2 separate regions of the Homo sapiens genome follow, and region 2 is linked to region 1. Evidence: read pairs that join two places in POLR2A ChIA-PET (ENCODE). Cell type or tissue: MCF 10A. All regions are shown on one strand.

Region 1 (8,000 bases):
CTTGGGCATTCCAGTTGCTTACTAAATGGTTTATTATGAAACTCGATGGTGATTATTAAATTTCTGAGCCATGCCATCCTTTTAGAGTTATAAAATCACCCAATTTATGTACCCTATAATAAAGGAGAAATGATGTATGGAAATAATCAAGATAGTGGTTTGTATTTCACTTGATATAGTATCATGGTAATCTGTTTTGCATTTTATAGTATATGCTTTTGTGCAAAGAAGTAATGTTTATTCAGGAATATTTCTGAAGGTATATGTTGTTTTATTGCCCAGGTATAACACAATTTTTCAGGAACACACATTTTTACATAAAATGAGATACATCTTGAGTTTCATTTTTCTCTTTGCTGCTTTTTCATTTTTGTCAAAAATATGCTTTAGAAATACCATAAATATGATGCGGAAGGCTGATTGAAAAAGAACCCTAACATTTGTATGATGGTTTTCAGTTTGCAAATAATTAAGGAACTCTTTGGCAAAACCAAAGCATTATCTCTAAGTAAATAATGAAACTGATTTTATATCCTTAATATTGCTCAAATTCATTCATTTCTCTCCATCTTTACTAATACTACCTTCTCTTCTGTGTTACTACATTCGTCTCTTAACTGGTCTTCCTGCTTCTCCCCAGGCCACTCTCTTCTACCTCACCCTTAGTAATATTTAAACAATGTAGATTTCATCATGTCATTCTCCCTCCAGCACCCTCCTTCCCATTTTAAAATCCTTTTGGGGCTTTTTTGTTTAATCACTGTAAGGGTAAATAAAGATCCTTAATACGTGCAAGGCTCCCCAACTGTCTTTCCAGTCTCATCTCATGATACTCTCTCACTAACTCTCAATACTTGAGGACCACTGTCGTTCTTTCATTTCTTTTAATGTGTTTTTCTCTTTTAAAAAGTTGCAGAGCCTTTGCACACACTGTTGACCATACTTGGAACACCATTCCTCCCCCTCCCACATCATCTTTATACATCTCCACCTCAGCCACCTTGGCTTAGTTAACTCCTATTTATCTTTAGCTCAGGCTCCATTTCCTTAGGGAAGTCTTTACCCTAGTTGGGTCTCACTATTATAGGCATTTACATCACTATGTATCTTTTTTTCCCATTGGACTTACTGGTTATAATTTATATGCTTACATAAATTGTTTTCCCACCTGGCTGTACACTTCATGAAGGCAGGCAGTTCGCCTGTTTTGTTTTGTTCATAGTGTTTGGGTCTCACTATTATAGGCATTTACATCACTATGTATCTTTTTTTCCCATTAGACTTACTGGTTATAATTTATATGCTTACATAAATTGTTTTCCCACCTGGCTGTACACTTCATGAAGGCAGGCAGTTCGCCTGTTTTTGTTCACCATTGTTTCCCCAACACTTAGCTCAGTACCTAGTACAGATTAGGTACACCATAAATATTTGTTGAATGAATGAATAACATGAAAGAATGGAATTAGATATGGCCATCATCTAGTTAATTAAGCGCACACACAATACCAATACCAAAGACATTGTAAAAAGTGAAACGTGCCCTTCAAAGAAATCATCTAGGGAGGTTACCTCCTTATTTCATAGCTGCTGTTGTTAGAAAGGAATTTTGGAGCAACTCTAAAGAATTGTCTTTAGAAGTAGTTTACAAGCCACATAAAGGATGAAAGCACTTATCCTTTTGATTAAAAATAATATCCACGGTGGCTCATGCCTGTAATCCTGACACTTTGGGAGGCCAAGGTGGGTGGATCACTTGGGGCCAGGAGTTGGAGACCAGCCTGGCCAATATGGCGAAACTGTGTCTCTACTAAAAATACAAAAATTAGCCAGGTGTAGTGGCATGTGCCTGTGGTCCCAGCAGTTCAGGAGTCTGAGGCATGAGAATTGCTTGAATACGGGAGGCGGAGGTTGCAATGAGCCGAGATCGCACCACTGCACTCCAGCCTGGGCGACAGAGTGAGACTCTATCTCAAAAAAAAAAAAAAAAAAAAAAATCAGTTTGATGATTCTCTTCATTTTCTAAATGTACTTTCCAGCTTACAGATACCAAATTCCACTTTCAAATAACCAAATTTGCCACAGTTGAAAATTTCAAAGGAATGTTATATGCATGAAGGCAGTCCTAAAAGAATTGTTCCTAAAATGTTTAGAGCATTGGTGGGCATTTTTATAATAAGAAGTGTGTTGTCTTTGAAGAGGCTAATGCTCCTCTGGATGTGTGGGTTTTGCTGTTTCTGTTAAAATCTTTCACAAAGCCTCTCTTCATGAAGTAAGGATGTTTCAGTTTTGCTTCTGGTTATGAGGTGGAGGGATGTGTTTTACCTTCTTAAGTCATTCACTTCATCTTTGTGCTTTTCATCCTCCATGGTCGAAATAAATCTTGCAGAATTTGTTTTTTACTAGAAAGGAATGTAACAGGGAGTTGAGTTAACACTTATAAAGTGCCTTACATTCCCAGGTGTTGAGTTCTATGCTTAAGAACAGTCCCTGTTAGTGTGAAAGATCACAGAACTGGGACCACATTCTTTCATTGAAAAGCATCAGGGATTCTTGCCAAGTTCTACTATTCAAGATTATTTATTCAATATTTTCATTGACTTAGCTGCCAGCACTTATCCTTTTTTGTACTAGGTACTGCCCTTTTACTTTCTGATTTTGGAAGAAATTTACTGTGTGTTATACCTTTCTCCAATAGCTTAAATTGGCATTGATTTTAAGTAGGAGTAATTGAGTCTAAAATAACACATATATGTCTTTGCCTTTTAATCTGTGGGAACACTTTTGGATATACTGAACTGATAACAGCAGCTATTGAAGATTACCTTCCAGCAGGATATTTGTCACAGCTCCATTCAGCTGACCCTCAGGACTATACTTTTCACTTGCTTACCTTTGAGAAAATGCACTCAAATCAACATGATACGATGCTTTCAGTATAGTAGACGGCTCTGTAAGCCTAACATTTTGGTAGGAAGCCTTAGTTTACACGGGCAGTAACAAAAGTTCTATTGACCTTTTATTCTAGTATTCTTGTTTGCACCTGAGCAACAGAGGTTTAGCTTTCATTTGCTTTTTGTTTTGTTGACTACTTGCCAGTAAAAGCTTACATTTTCATACTGCTTCAGTGCTGACTATATTTACTTATGCAAATACATTTTTTTGTGCCTAGCAATAATAAGATTTGTGAGAGAACCATCTTTTGAATTTGATCTTTTAAAGACTGCTTCTAGGATAAATATCTTCTTTAGCAGGCCACTGCTTTTTTGGTAAATAAGCCTGGTGGAAAAGGCCTTTCAGTGTTTGTGCAGGAGACTCACTATGTTTTCTGCCCATCTGTGTGAATCTCAGTCAATCCTGACTGTGGTTGAGTCGCAAGCTCTAACCTGAATCAGTGAGTTAATCCTTGTGAGCCCTGGCCCGCCACTCCCTACCTCCAAATGCAATTGTCCCCCAGAGGGATTTGAATAATGTCAAATGCATTTTGACTGAGATGATGCGCTTACATTTGCATTAAGCCCCTTATTATTATTGTTTTTAAAAAAATCATTCTTAAGCTGGGGTCATGTTATTTTGTAATGTATTTAATAGGTACAGTTCATGTTCTTATCACTTACCTGACTGTCGTGCCATTTCCTGTGTCAAGTGTTAAGGGAAAGAGAATTACTTTTCTGTGTGAGATAGTGCCACTTTGGGAAATTATTTTGCTGTGGCTTCAGGAAGTCTTAGGTATGAGGGCAGTAATGTTCTAAAGTCACTTGTGTTCACTGGATGAGCACTGCAATGCTGTAAGGTCATGAAAAGTTAATGAGAATTAATACTTTCTAAACATAATCCCCTACTATTTTAAATAATGACCCATTCAAGTTCAAGCAAAATGTATTGAAATATTCTGACATGAGTTGAACAATTTAAAACTGGTTAAAGAAAGGATAATAAAGGATTCAGGATGGATCATTTAGCTGTGAAGGAAATTGGCTGCTTTGTATGGCAGGTTTACTAATCTTTTAAGGAGGAAGCTGAAGTGAAGAGAGATTAAATAGTTGCCCAAAGTCATATGGGTAACCAGTGACAGAGCTGGGTTCTGAATCCAGATCTCTAAAGCAAAGCTGGTGACCTTAACTACTCTGTAGTACAGCCTTTCCTCTGGAAGAGAGGCATTATGTGCCATAAGAAATAATGCAACTCCTCTTTATTGAAAATATGAGACAAATTCAGATTTGGAAGATAAGTTAGTAAATTACTTGAGCCTTTATTGAACTAGCAATCCAATTTAATAGAAATTTGTCAAGGGCCTAGTATGTGTAAAGCATTATGTTAGGTGCCAGACAGGTTATCAAGATCACCAACTCACAGAGCTTTTAAAATATGTGTGAAAATAACTTTCGTATAAGACAAGATTCATTCATTGAGCAAATATTTACTTGGCACCTATGTTGTGCTAGGACTGAGGTAGACACTAGGAATCATTCATCTAGTCATGAATTCATGAATTCATCCTGAACTTTTGATGATCTGCTGTGTGCCAGGCACTGTTCTAGGTGCTGAGAATATAGTTGTGAACAAAGCAAGCAAGGTTCCTATTCTCATTGGGTGAGTGAGGAAGAGACAGACAATAAATATGTAAGCAGGAAAAGACCTGCTCTTCAGAGAATTAAAGTCAGATGGTCTGCAGAGAGTGACTGGGTGGCTGTATTAGATTGCAAAAATTAGTTAAGACTTGGTCTTTGCTCTGGAGGAGATGGACTTGTAACTCCAGTGTGATTCCATTTGTGCAGTGATCAATGTATGAACAAAGTGTGCTGGGTAAATCCAACTGTGGAGAGCCTTGCATATCCTCATGAGGAAACTGAGGGATGACTAGGCACTGTGCTGACAGGATCAGAAGTGTGTTTAGGATGGTAAGGTTGAAGCAGTCAGAAGTCTAGGCTAGACAGGAGAGAGATTGATAAGATGTGATGATTACTCTCTGGAATTACAGCCCTAGTCAAGTGCAGGGGGAGGGAGAGAGGAGGAAGTGCTTACTTTTTGCTGAGAGGACTAGAAAGTGCTTCCTGGGTGAGGTACCATTTAAACCTGGTCTTTTAACATGCAGAGATGAAGGGAAGGGTATTGTATGGTTGTATTACTAATGAGCAAAAATGGAAAGATACAGCTTATTTTGGGAGTAGTTAGACTTTTGGCAAGTTCAAGTGTGTGTGTGAGGGAGAAAGCCTTTCGGGTTAGGCCTGAAATACCAGCTTGCTTCAGGTGAGCAGAGGAAATGCGATGAAGGTTTTTGACTAAACTGACACAGTCACAGCCTTAGGAATATTATTCTTACAGCAGTATATAAGATAAGTTGGAATGGGGAGAGAGGTGGCTGAGAGAGTATTGAGGAGGCTACTGTGAAGGCCCGTAGGTAATGGCGTTCTGATCTAGGATGGTGACCCTGGGGCTAGAGAAAATGTGATGGGTCCCTGTGGAGGTAGGAATAGTAAGGCAGTCTACTGATGAGATGTGGAAAGTTAGGGAGAAGAAGGGGAAGAGTGTGACTCCAGGAATGTAAGCCCAGATGACTGGGAAGATGGGATTTCTGTGACAAACTTGGGATGGCAGAAAAAAAATAGATTTAGGAGGACAGACTACTTAGATTAGTTTGAAACTTGCGGAGTTAATGGCGCTGGTGAGACATTGAAGTATGAGTATCAGATAAATAAATGAAAATGGGATTTTAGCTCTGAGTTAGAAGAGGTGTTAACTAAGGGCATGGGAGTGGAGGCTGTGAGATAGATGACGGTGGCCAGGAACTTGCTCAAAGAGAGAAGGGAGGTGAGGTGGAAACTTAGAAACATCACAGTTTTGGCTATTTTTATTTTTGTTTTTGTACTTCACTGCTGATAATCTCTGAATCAAACTACACTATTAGACTCGTAGCCCTTTAGAATCTCTTGCTCAATCTACTATGTCTCTTGAAAAATTGCATGCCTGGGCCATATTATCTTGATTCTATTGCAAAGTTCAGATTTAATTAGGGACAGCATATAAAACAGCTCTATGCCCTTTTTTGCTATAGGGATGCTGTTGGGAGATTTTTCCGTCATATCTTTCAGTGTTTCGAAGAGCAACTTTTTCATAGTAAGTGATAGGAAAGAACTTTGCTTCCCTGAAGAAGTGCAAATGTTTGTTCCCGATGGAAAATTATATAACTAATCATGTTTACGTTTTCACCTTTGCTGCTATAAAGCACAAAATCAAATTCCCTGTTGAACTGTAGTTACTGTGTAAGACTTCATGGTCTCCATTTTGAATTCTATTCCATTTTCTTTTATCCTGGCCACATTCTTCATTTACTACCCTAATTTATACTCTTTGGCTGTAAGTCCTAGTTTTCTTTTTTAACATATGCATTTCTCATAAGCTATCTCAAATTCTTTGTAGGATTAGATGGGAATTAATAAATAATGTCACTATGTTACTTACTATATGAATGAGATATTCTTAGACTGTTATAGATCAGTATATAAATATAAGGACTCAGCATATTCTAAATTTACATATTTTTTCTTTTCTATGAAACTTTTCTTTGATAGCTTTAGGCAAGTGGTACATATAATCACAGAGTGTAAAACTATGTGAAAAATGATATAACAGGGAGAGCCAAATTCAGGAGTAAATATTTTCACATTGACTCCAGTTAACTCTGCCTCTTGGTCAATTATTCATTCCCAGGTGTATGAATCATTGCAGTAAGAATTGGATTTTTTTTCCCCAGTCATTCATAAATGTTACCAGTTGGCTCATTTGGAAACTTGGAGTTTATATTATTAGTGACATGGGACTAATCATTGGAATTTGAGCTGATCTAATCTGGTAATGATTTTAGTTCCAATCAGTGTATGCAGATCTTGCCTCAGAACACTGTGTAGTATTAGTTGGTTGTTTACTATTGAGTAATGAGTAGGTCACTGGTTAGGTAAAAAGAATTGACCTCCTACTGCCAATCATTCCTTGATTCTGTTGTCTAAGAAAATATCTTTTCTTTTTCACACTATGCAAGGAAACCCTTGCTCTTGGTGGCCAGATGAGGAATTGGACTCCTTTATGACACACATCTTTTAAAAAAATTGATATGTAATAGTTTTAGGTATTTTGGGGGTAATGTGATATTTTGATACATGCATACAATATATAATGATTAAATTGGAGTAATTGGGATATTTATAACCTCAAACATTTATCTTTTCTTTATGTTGGGAACATTCCAATTCTTCTAGTCTTGCTATTTTGAACTATACAATACATTGTTGCTAACTATAGTCCTATAGTCACCTTACTGTGCTGTGGAACACTGGAACTTACTCCTTTTAGCTAACTATTTTCCTACTCATTAACCAACTTCTCTTCATTCTCTCCTCCCTCCACCCTCTCTCAGCCTCTGGTAACTACGAATCAACTCTCTACCTCATGAGATTCACTTTTTAAGCTCCCACCTGAGTGAGAACATGTGGTATATAAATCTTATAAATAAAAATCTTTTAAATTAAAATTATCAAATAATTAAAGGGGTATCTGTGATGACTGGATTTGCCCTATTTAACCTCCAGTAAAAAATTTTCCTAAACCTGCGTTGGTATAAATCTAAATGGGTTTGGGTGTGGTGGTTCACACCTGTAATCCCAGCACTTTGGGAGGCTGAGGCGGCTGGATCACCTGAGGTCAGGAGTTCAGGACCAGCCTGGCCAACATGGGGAAACCCCATCTCTACTAAAAATACAAAAATTAGCCAGGTGTGGTGGCACATGCCTATAATCCCAGCTACTCGGGAGGCTGAAGCAGGAGAATCGCTTGAACCCAGGAGGCTGAGGTTACAGTGAGCCGAGATTGTGCCATTGCACTCCAGCCTGGGTGACAGAGTGAAACTCTGTGTCAAAAAAAAAAAAAAAAAAAATTCTAAATGGTATAAAAAATCTTTGTAGAATCATATGAATATCAAGTAAGATTTTTTGGAATTTTGTTTT
Region 2 (8,000 bases), 110 kb after region 1:
TCTTTTATTTCAGGCTGTCAGAGCTTTTCTGAAATGTTGCAATCCTGCTTCAGAATAGGGGCATCTGAGTCTTGGCATTCATCCCAGTCATAGCCTCTTTTGCCAATTCTTCCACAATTTCTGTAATTGTAACATGTAAAAGAACTCTTCATCCTGACCAGGAAGGATGGTGGTGAATGTGACAGTGGGGATTCATGGGTAAGGGATAAATGACTTTAACTGAGTCAGAAGCAGCAAACTTTGAGGGGTTTGTATTTCATGTTGAGAACGTTCCCTTAGACCATAGTAGTAGTGGAGTATAAGGAGATGGTTGAGGGTGAACTCTTTAACCTCATGGCCTGGTTTTTCATCCTGGCTCTTCCCCTTACTAGTTGTATAAGCACAGGCATGTTTCTTAATCTCTCCTTTCATCAATTTCTTCAGTTGTAGAATGAGGATAATAATAATAGTACCCATTTTATAGCGTTGTTCCAGGATTAAGTTGTTACATGTAAAGTGCTTGGTATAGGGCCTGGTAACTGCTCATAGTTGTTAACATTTTTATTATTTCACCTCTTGCATCTGTCCTGTCACCTGAAGTACTTTTTAAAATGCAGATTCCTGGATTTCCATTCCCAGACCTTCCAAATCAGAATCTGAAGGGATAGGGCCCTAGGAATTGCATTTCAGAAAGATTCCCACATGGTTCTTAGGAATGCTAAAGTTTTTGAATAGTTACCTTGAGCCATTACTATTTCTCCATGGTAAGTGAGCTCTCTAGTCTTTCTTTAGAGATGTGGTTGGGTACTTCTGCAAAAGCGCATACCTCCTCTCTAAGAACACTTCTGGTGTTGCCAGAAACTAACCAAACTTTCTATACAGAGTCAAGTTATGGCGGAACTGTGTATCTAGCTGGCTCAGTGGCATGCACACTGGGGTCAGGCGGATGTGAGACCATAGAATGTGATGAGTTCTATGACAAACTAGAGCATGAATGTTATATTCAAAGGTCTCCAGATGAAAATAAAACATAAATCTGTGGGCTGGATTCAGTATTCTGGCTGCCAATTTGTAATAGTTTTACATAGGTATGGAGCAGTGTCTTTAGGTGAGGTTGGGAGGGAGAATATAAATTTGCAAATCTCTTTGTCAATTTTCTTGTAAGTGTGCTGCTCAAGGCCAGTATTTTTTCTACCAGCCGTTCTATTAGGGATTATTGTCCAGTGTAAATATTGCAAATTAAACTCTGGGGATAACCTTAGGCTATATAGATAGCAGTATATGCTTCCTTTTTCAAAAACGATGACTCTGTAGCACTTCTCCCCCAAAGGATGTGGCAGAAAGCCACAGATATTCCCTCTCTGAGAGACTTAACTGATACTTTTTTAAGCAAGAATAACCATGATTAAAGTTACTGTTTTAAGTTAGAGACTAGCTTTTGAGAATACAACTGACTTCTTTTTATAGTACAGTAGACGTGGCCAGGCACAGTGGCTCACACCTGTAATCCCAGCGCTTTGGGAGGCTGAGGCAGGTGGATCATCTGAGGTCAGGAGTTCAAGACTAGCCTGGCCAACGTGGTGAAAATAAAAAATTAGCCGGGCATGATGGTGGGTGCCTCTAATCCCAGCTATTAGGAAGGCTGGGGCGGGAGAATAGCTTGAAACTGGGAGGCGGAGGTTGCAGTGAGCTGAGATCTCACCATTGCACTCCAGCCTGGGTGGCAGAGGGAGACTCTGTCTAAAAAAAAAAAAAAAAAAAAAAAATACAGTGGACGTTCTCTTAACCAATCTATGTGGTTCCCTGGTTTACCAGTGCTTTCCATTCTCTCTGGAAAGTACATTGACTCTCATGCCCACTCCCTGCTGAGTGCCCTGTCTGGTAGGCTATTTCCCATGTGTGCTCAAGGTTCCAAACATTTCCTCCCACTGCTGAGTTGTGTGCATTGTTACAGTAATTACATAGTTTCATTAAATAACAAGTATACTGATGAAATATGTGTGTGAAAAGGAAATTGTTTATTTTGATGAAGTTGAATTAATTGGAAAGACTAAAGGCAACTTGCCATAAGATATTGGTGTCAAATTGGATGTGGAAGAGAGAACTCTAAATGATTGGCAAAGATGTTTAAAATATGGAAGGATTCTGCACTGAATTGATTCATACTGAGGTTCTTCTCAACTTCAAGTAACCTAAATGGGAAGTTAGGTTTATGCAAGAAAGACAACTTTGACCTTCAATCAGCAGACCTGTACTTAAAGAAATAGCCTTGGCCTATGTGAAAATGCTGGCAAATAAATTTGCTTTTTTAAGTTTCATGATTAAATATTTAAGATAGGAACATATGTGTCATTTTTTAAAATGATTATGTACCTTAAATGGTATTTTCTCTTAATCTACAAACCATCATCCCAGTTGCAATAGAGTTTCTGTAGTTCCATCCCACAGAGCTATATTGCTAATAAAATAGAGTAGTTGACCAAGACTAGCCTGCAGCCAACTTGGGAAGAGGATCTCTTTTTACAGAAAACAGTGCTTTCAAAAGCGGACTATCCAGAAATACCTCATATATTTTTTTAAGTTTGATCCTTTCACTTTATACCTTAGTTCTACCTAGTTTTAGCTTTTCAAATACTTAAATATAAGTAAGTATACATTTCATAAAATGGTAAAATCGACATTTTATCTTCCTGTGAAAAATTTCTCATTAAGTGGTGCTTATTCAATATAAAGTGATTCATTTTTAAGCTCAAAGGTGTTCAGAATACTCTACAGCAGTAAAATTGGGTATAATAAACTATCCTTACTTCAGACATGAACTGATAAAGAGTTTCTTATATAAAATCCTAGTGGTAAAAATAAGTTTAGAAAATAAAAAATATTAACAGTCAGCTTATATGGCCAAATCTTTGTTCTGCTCCCATTGTATTTTCTGGGTGTGTTTTGCTCTCCTGAGTCAGGCAGCTGCTTTGCTGCTTAGGTTATTCCCAGACTTCTCAGGGCTCCAGGAGCATGAGCTTCTATGGCTTCCTGGTCCAATGTTCCCCCGAGGCAGTGATGTTGAAGGTAGAACAGACAAGACAACTTGGATAAACAACTACATAAAAATTTTCCTTATCTTGACTTTGGCTCCAGTCCATGAGTGAGACACAGTAGAATAATATCCTCGTGCTTTTTGAGTATGTACGTACCTCCTAAAGCTAACCAGTGAGTCATCAGCAGACTACTTGATGAAGCTAGTGTTGTTACTTTTCTCTAGGGTGTTCATCTCTTCCCATTAAGGACTTTTTTTAAGATATGCTACACTAGTTTTTAGACCCTCTCTTGCATTAGTAACAAAAAGACTAGAGATCATTGTTTATTACCTGTGATGGTAAGTACCCAGGAATATTTGTTGAATGAATGAACTGGTTTGCCAGTCTCAACAGACTTGTATTTGCTAATAACCCTGAGTGAAGAGGGACATTATCAGTTAGGTTAATAAAGCATTAAGTTGAGAGTGGGAATGTTAATGCAGGCATAATGGAGTAAAATTGCCTGGCCTGAGCTGGTAATTGGAGTTTAGCCACTGCATATACATTTTTACAGTCCTTTATGTTTCTTTCTCTTTTCCATCACGAGAGCTCATTCTTTTGAGACTCATGTCTGTGTCATCAACATCCAATAATATTCATTAAGCTCCTGCATGCCAAGTACTGCTGGGTTTCGTCCCTTTTAATGAGTGTGACGTTTAAGTTGAAGGATAGGCTTTTATGCAACACTGCTTTGTCCTGGAAGGAGTAATCTGTGAGTACACATGATTTTGGCACACTGTTTTCCTCAGTTCAGTGAGCTAATTAGATCAATCACATATTTTTGTTGGCAAGCTCTGGCTGCTTCTTTAAAACAAGGGGTAAATCAGTGTGCCTTTATGCTGGGAGATGTTATCAGACCTGGGCTCTGTCGGTAGTAGCCATTAGTGGGTTCTTTTATCTTGATTTTGTAAATAGTTGCTCCTTTACACAATAGATGTTCATGCTCCATGATTCCTTGCTAATTACACTTTTGTCACTTACTACAGTACGCCTTTTCGGTCATCAAGCATTGCTTATGCAGAGTACAATTGAGACAGCCAAGTAAAAAGGGGTCCCTGGAGAATCTCTGACTGGCCTGTGCACTGGGAGGATGGGTTGGAGCCTTGGGAAGTTCACACCATTTGCAGTGGGGAGGAGCCTGGCCTCTCCTTTCCTGTTAAGAGGAACCTCTCTCACTTTGTTGAGAGGTTTTCTTTTTTTTCTTTTTTGCCCAGTAAATTCTGTTCCCCTTCACCCTTCAAAGTGTGTGTGTGGCTAACTTTTCCTGGTTGTGTGACGAGAACCCAGTTTTTTCTACAACACAGTGTTGTGTGTGTGGTGCTCTGTTTTGTGCTGCTCTTGGTTAGGTTTTTAAACAATGCTTTAAAAATAAGTAATTGCACAAAACAACATTTAAGGAAATCAAAATACATGGAAACTTTTTTTGTCCAGCCCTTGGTGGAATGTGACTTGTCCCCTCCACATCCCCTGCTTTTTTTTATTCCCAGTATTAAGTATTTGTAAGCTCTCTTAATTTTCCCTTCAAAGTTGTTTTGATTTGTCCCACTCTATATTCTCTTTGCTATCACCTGGCTTAGTCCCTCATCACTGTACTACCTGCTTTACCTGCAGTATTCTCTCTCTCTCTCAACAGCCTCGTTTGCCTCATGCCAACTTATCCCATGTTTATCTGCCAGACTCATTTCCTTACATCCCTCTTTTGTCCTACAATAACTATGCTCAGAATTCTTTATGAGCTCCCAGTTGCCTCATGAACTGGCCCCTGACTCCCTTGCCTGGCTGTCATTACTCGGTTCCATGAACTCTGTCAGTGGCAGTTCCTGCTCCTCAAAAGTCAGTTGTCTTCCCTGGGGGAAATAAGCTTGTTTTCCGCTCCCTACAGCATGGCACCATGGTTAAGAGCATGGGGGAGCAGATTTGCTTGAGATCAAATGCTGGTTCAGCCACTTACCTCAGGAAGGCAACCTCTCTGTGCCTTAGATTTCTCATCTATAAATTGGGCATAATGCTAGCCCATCCTTCATATACTTCTGAGGTGTGAGTTGTGTTATGTATCTGACACAGTAAGAATTTAGCAAAAGGGTGAACTACTATTGTTATTATGTTGCCTAAAATGCCCTTCTAATAATTATGTTAGCACTTATGTATTGCTACTATGTGTCAGATAGACACTGTTCTGAAACTCTTTCCTATGTGAATTTGTTTAGCTCTTACAATAACTCCATGAAGAAAGAACTGGTACCCCATTTTATAGATGAGAAAACTGAGGCACAGAGGTGGAGTGACTTGCTTAACCTCATCCAGCAGATGTGGCAGGGCTAAGATTTGAACCTAGGAAATCCAGCTCTAGAGTCTGTGCTCTTAAGCACTGTACTGTAAACCTAAATTCTCCTTGTATGATAAACATGCTGTAAAGTGAACCCCCTCCAAAACTGTATGCTTAGCCCCTCACCACCAGCCCATAGGGATGGCTTTCTGAACTCCTAATGCATGTAATAGGCATAGAAAAGCTAAAGCCTTCATTGTTTTGTATCCTGCAGTCCTGTATATATATGAAAAAATTCTTTGATTATAATTATTGAATGCTATAATAGAGAATTTGGAATATGGAGACACCAAAGAATAGCATACAATACACCTGGAGATAACTACTATTCACAGGTTATCTGTGTTCCTGAACTTATTTGTAAATATTATACATATATCTTTCACAATATAGGGCATTATACGTACACACATTATACATAATTATTATCATACCATGTATATAATTTTGCATCTTGCTTTTTTTGCTTAATATTATAGTGTGAGCATTTGCCTGTCATTAAATAATCTAAGTCACCATTATAATGAATGCAAACAATTTAATTTGTTATTTAGACTGTAGTGGACATATTGTTTCCTTCTAATTTTTTATAACTAGAAACATTTCTACAATTAAATGGATCAAAGATTATGGCTTAAAAAAGACTTCTGGTATGTTTGCAAAATTGCCTTTCAGTAGGTTGTATCTATTTATTACTTCTGTAGTGGAAAACTCTAGGGTGTTTCAAGGCACTGATTGATTGTGAAAATTTTGATGCATCTTTGCTAACGTGATAGATGATCTAGGGCAAGTGTCATGGCTCAAATTGCGTTGAACCAAAGTGCTTAGGGCAATAAGCACATGGTACTCCCTGAGTACTTATTTGGCTAATTTTCAATAGTGATGTGGTGGGATTTGTAGAATTCTAAGATTCAGAAACTGGAGGACACGGGACAAAATCATTTACTAAAGCTCCATATTTTGAAGATAAAGTGAGACACAGAGTAGTGAAGTAACTGTCCAAGTTCGTATAGCTGGTTGGGAGCAGAATAAGTATTATGTTTCTTGTTTTCAAGCTCTGATTGTTTTCACTATGTCACATTGTTTTTCACTTACCTTAACCCATTGACCCCGATCTGGCTTCACTTACAGTGAGACATAGCTGCCCAAACTTGGAGGTGCAGCTTATGACCATATACCAAAATAATCAATGTTTTCAACACTTTGGGTCTAAGATACAGGGATACTGATTAACCTCACCAAACAGTCCAACTTTGTCATTATTTAATTTCTCCTTTTCCTGCTTAGAGCTTCCCAGGTGCCACTGTTTAAGATCAACTGGAGGGAGTGTGAAGATGGGGACCTGAAATATGGCCTGTCCCTCACAGACCGAGACCTCAGACTCTGTGATGCTGTTTAGTGCTTTGTGCTTGGAAATAGGATTCTTAGGGGTTATGGGTTTAGGTGGTAGTTGCAGTGTCTGGCTGTGTGGCCTTTCCCCTCTTCTGCCATGGTATTGAGAAAAGGAAATCCATGGAAGCTGGCTCAGCTTGACTTAATCTTGCCTCTGGAACCAGTTCTCTGAGCTGTCATCTTAATACAGCCTTGCTCTGCAGGTTCAGAGGTGTGGAAGTTGGGAGGCTGAGGCAGGAGTTTGTCTTGAGCCCAGGTATTTGAGACCAGCCTGGGTAACATAGGGAGACCCCCTATCTACAAAAAAATACAAAAATTAGCCAGGTGTGGTAGTGTGCACCTGCAAAGCTACTTGGAGAGGCTGAGGTGGGAGGACCACTTGAGCCCTGGAGGGCAAAGCTTTAGTGAGCTGTGATCATGCCACTGCACTCCAGCCTGGGCAACACAGTGGGACTCTGTCTAAAAACAAAAAGTGTGGAAGTCCTCACTGCCCTCACTATTTTTGCATTTTCCAAAAGAGCAGTTGGTTTCCCAGAAAGGTCTGGGTAGCATGGATTAATATTTCTACATATTGATAATGTGGAATGAAAAGTAAATGCAATGACTTTTTGCAGTTTAATCTTTCTTTGATATTGTGTTAATTAAGCCATAAAAAACTAGTAGTTTCAAGGCAGAACATACATGTTAAATTCATATCCACCCATATTGCTAATAAGATTGACTAAAATTTCCAAGGCAAAATATTTCCTTATCCTTCTTTTTTTTTTTTTTTTTTTTTTTTTTGAGACAGAGTCTCGCTCTATCTCCCAGGCTGGAATGCAATGGCATGATCTCGGCTCACTGCAACCTCTGCCTCCCGGGTTCAAGCAATTCTCCTGCCTCAGCCTCCCGAGTAGCTGGGACTACAGGTGCCCACTGCCACGCCCGGCTAATTTTTTGTATTTTTAGTAGAGATGGGGTTTCACCATGTTAGCCAGGATGGTCTCGATCTCCTGACCTCGTGATCCACCGGCCTCAGCCTCCCAAAGTGCTGGGATTACAGGTGTGAGCCACCTCCCCCAGCCTCCTTATCCTTCTTAGTTTTCAGAATAACCTATCTATATCCCTCCTCTTGTCCTTAACAAAGAACAAAGGATGTAACTAGTTGATTATAAGAATTATTTTGAATTAAAATTTCCCTATTAAAAAAATTGAAAAAGAAACCTGCTTTGAAAAATGTCTCACCTTCA

The links. ChIA-PET counts read pairs that join two places held together with the same protein. Peaks named below come from ENCODE experiments on the same cell type or tissue, not always from the same donor. Only the 100,000 strongest peaks of a DNase experiment are listed, where the experiment ranks them.
Region 2: POLR2A ChIA-PET joins it to region 1 with 11 read pairs; 3 of 35 experiments call an interaction of 5 or more read pairs at or near these places.

What each region holds. Positions count from the first base shown.
Region 1 is chr4:151,427,875-151,435,874 of GRCh38, forward strand. The region is part of intron 1 of FHIP1A (FHF complex subunit HOOK interacting protein 1A); the gene reads left to right. Among named protein-coding and RNA genes, the nearest start is that of FHIP1A, 23 kb to the left of the region's middle. In MCF 10A, no CTCF peak of the experiment used is centred here; no DNase peak of the experiment used is centred here.
Region 2 is chr4:151,537,842-151,545,841 of GRCh38, forward strand. All of the region lies in intron 3 of FHIP1A (FHF complex subunit HOOK interacting protein 1A), which reads left to right. Among named protein-coding and RNA genes, the nearest start is that of FHIP1A, 130 kb to the left of the region's middle. In MCF 10A, no CTCF peak of the experiment used is centred here; DNase peaks (open chromatin) are centred at 80, 3,080 and 3,720.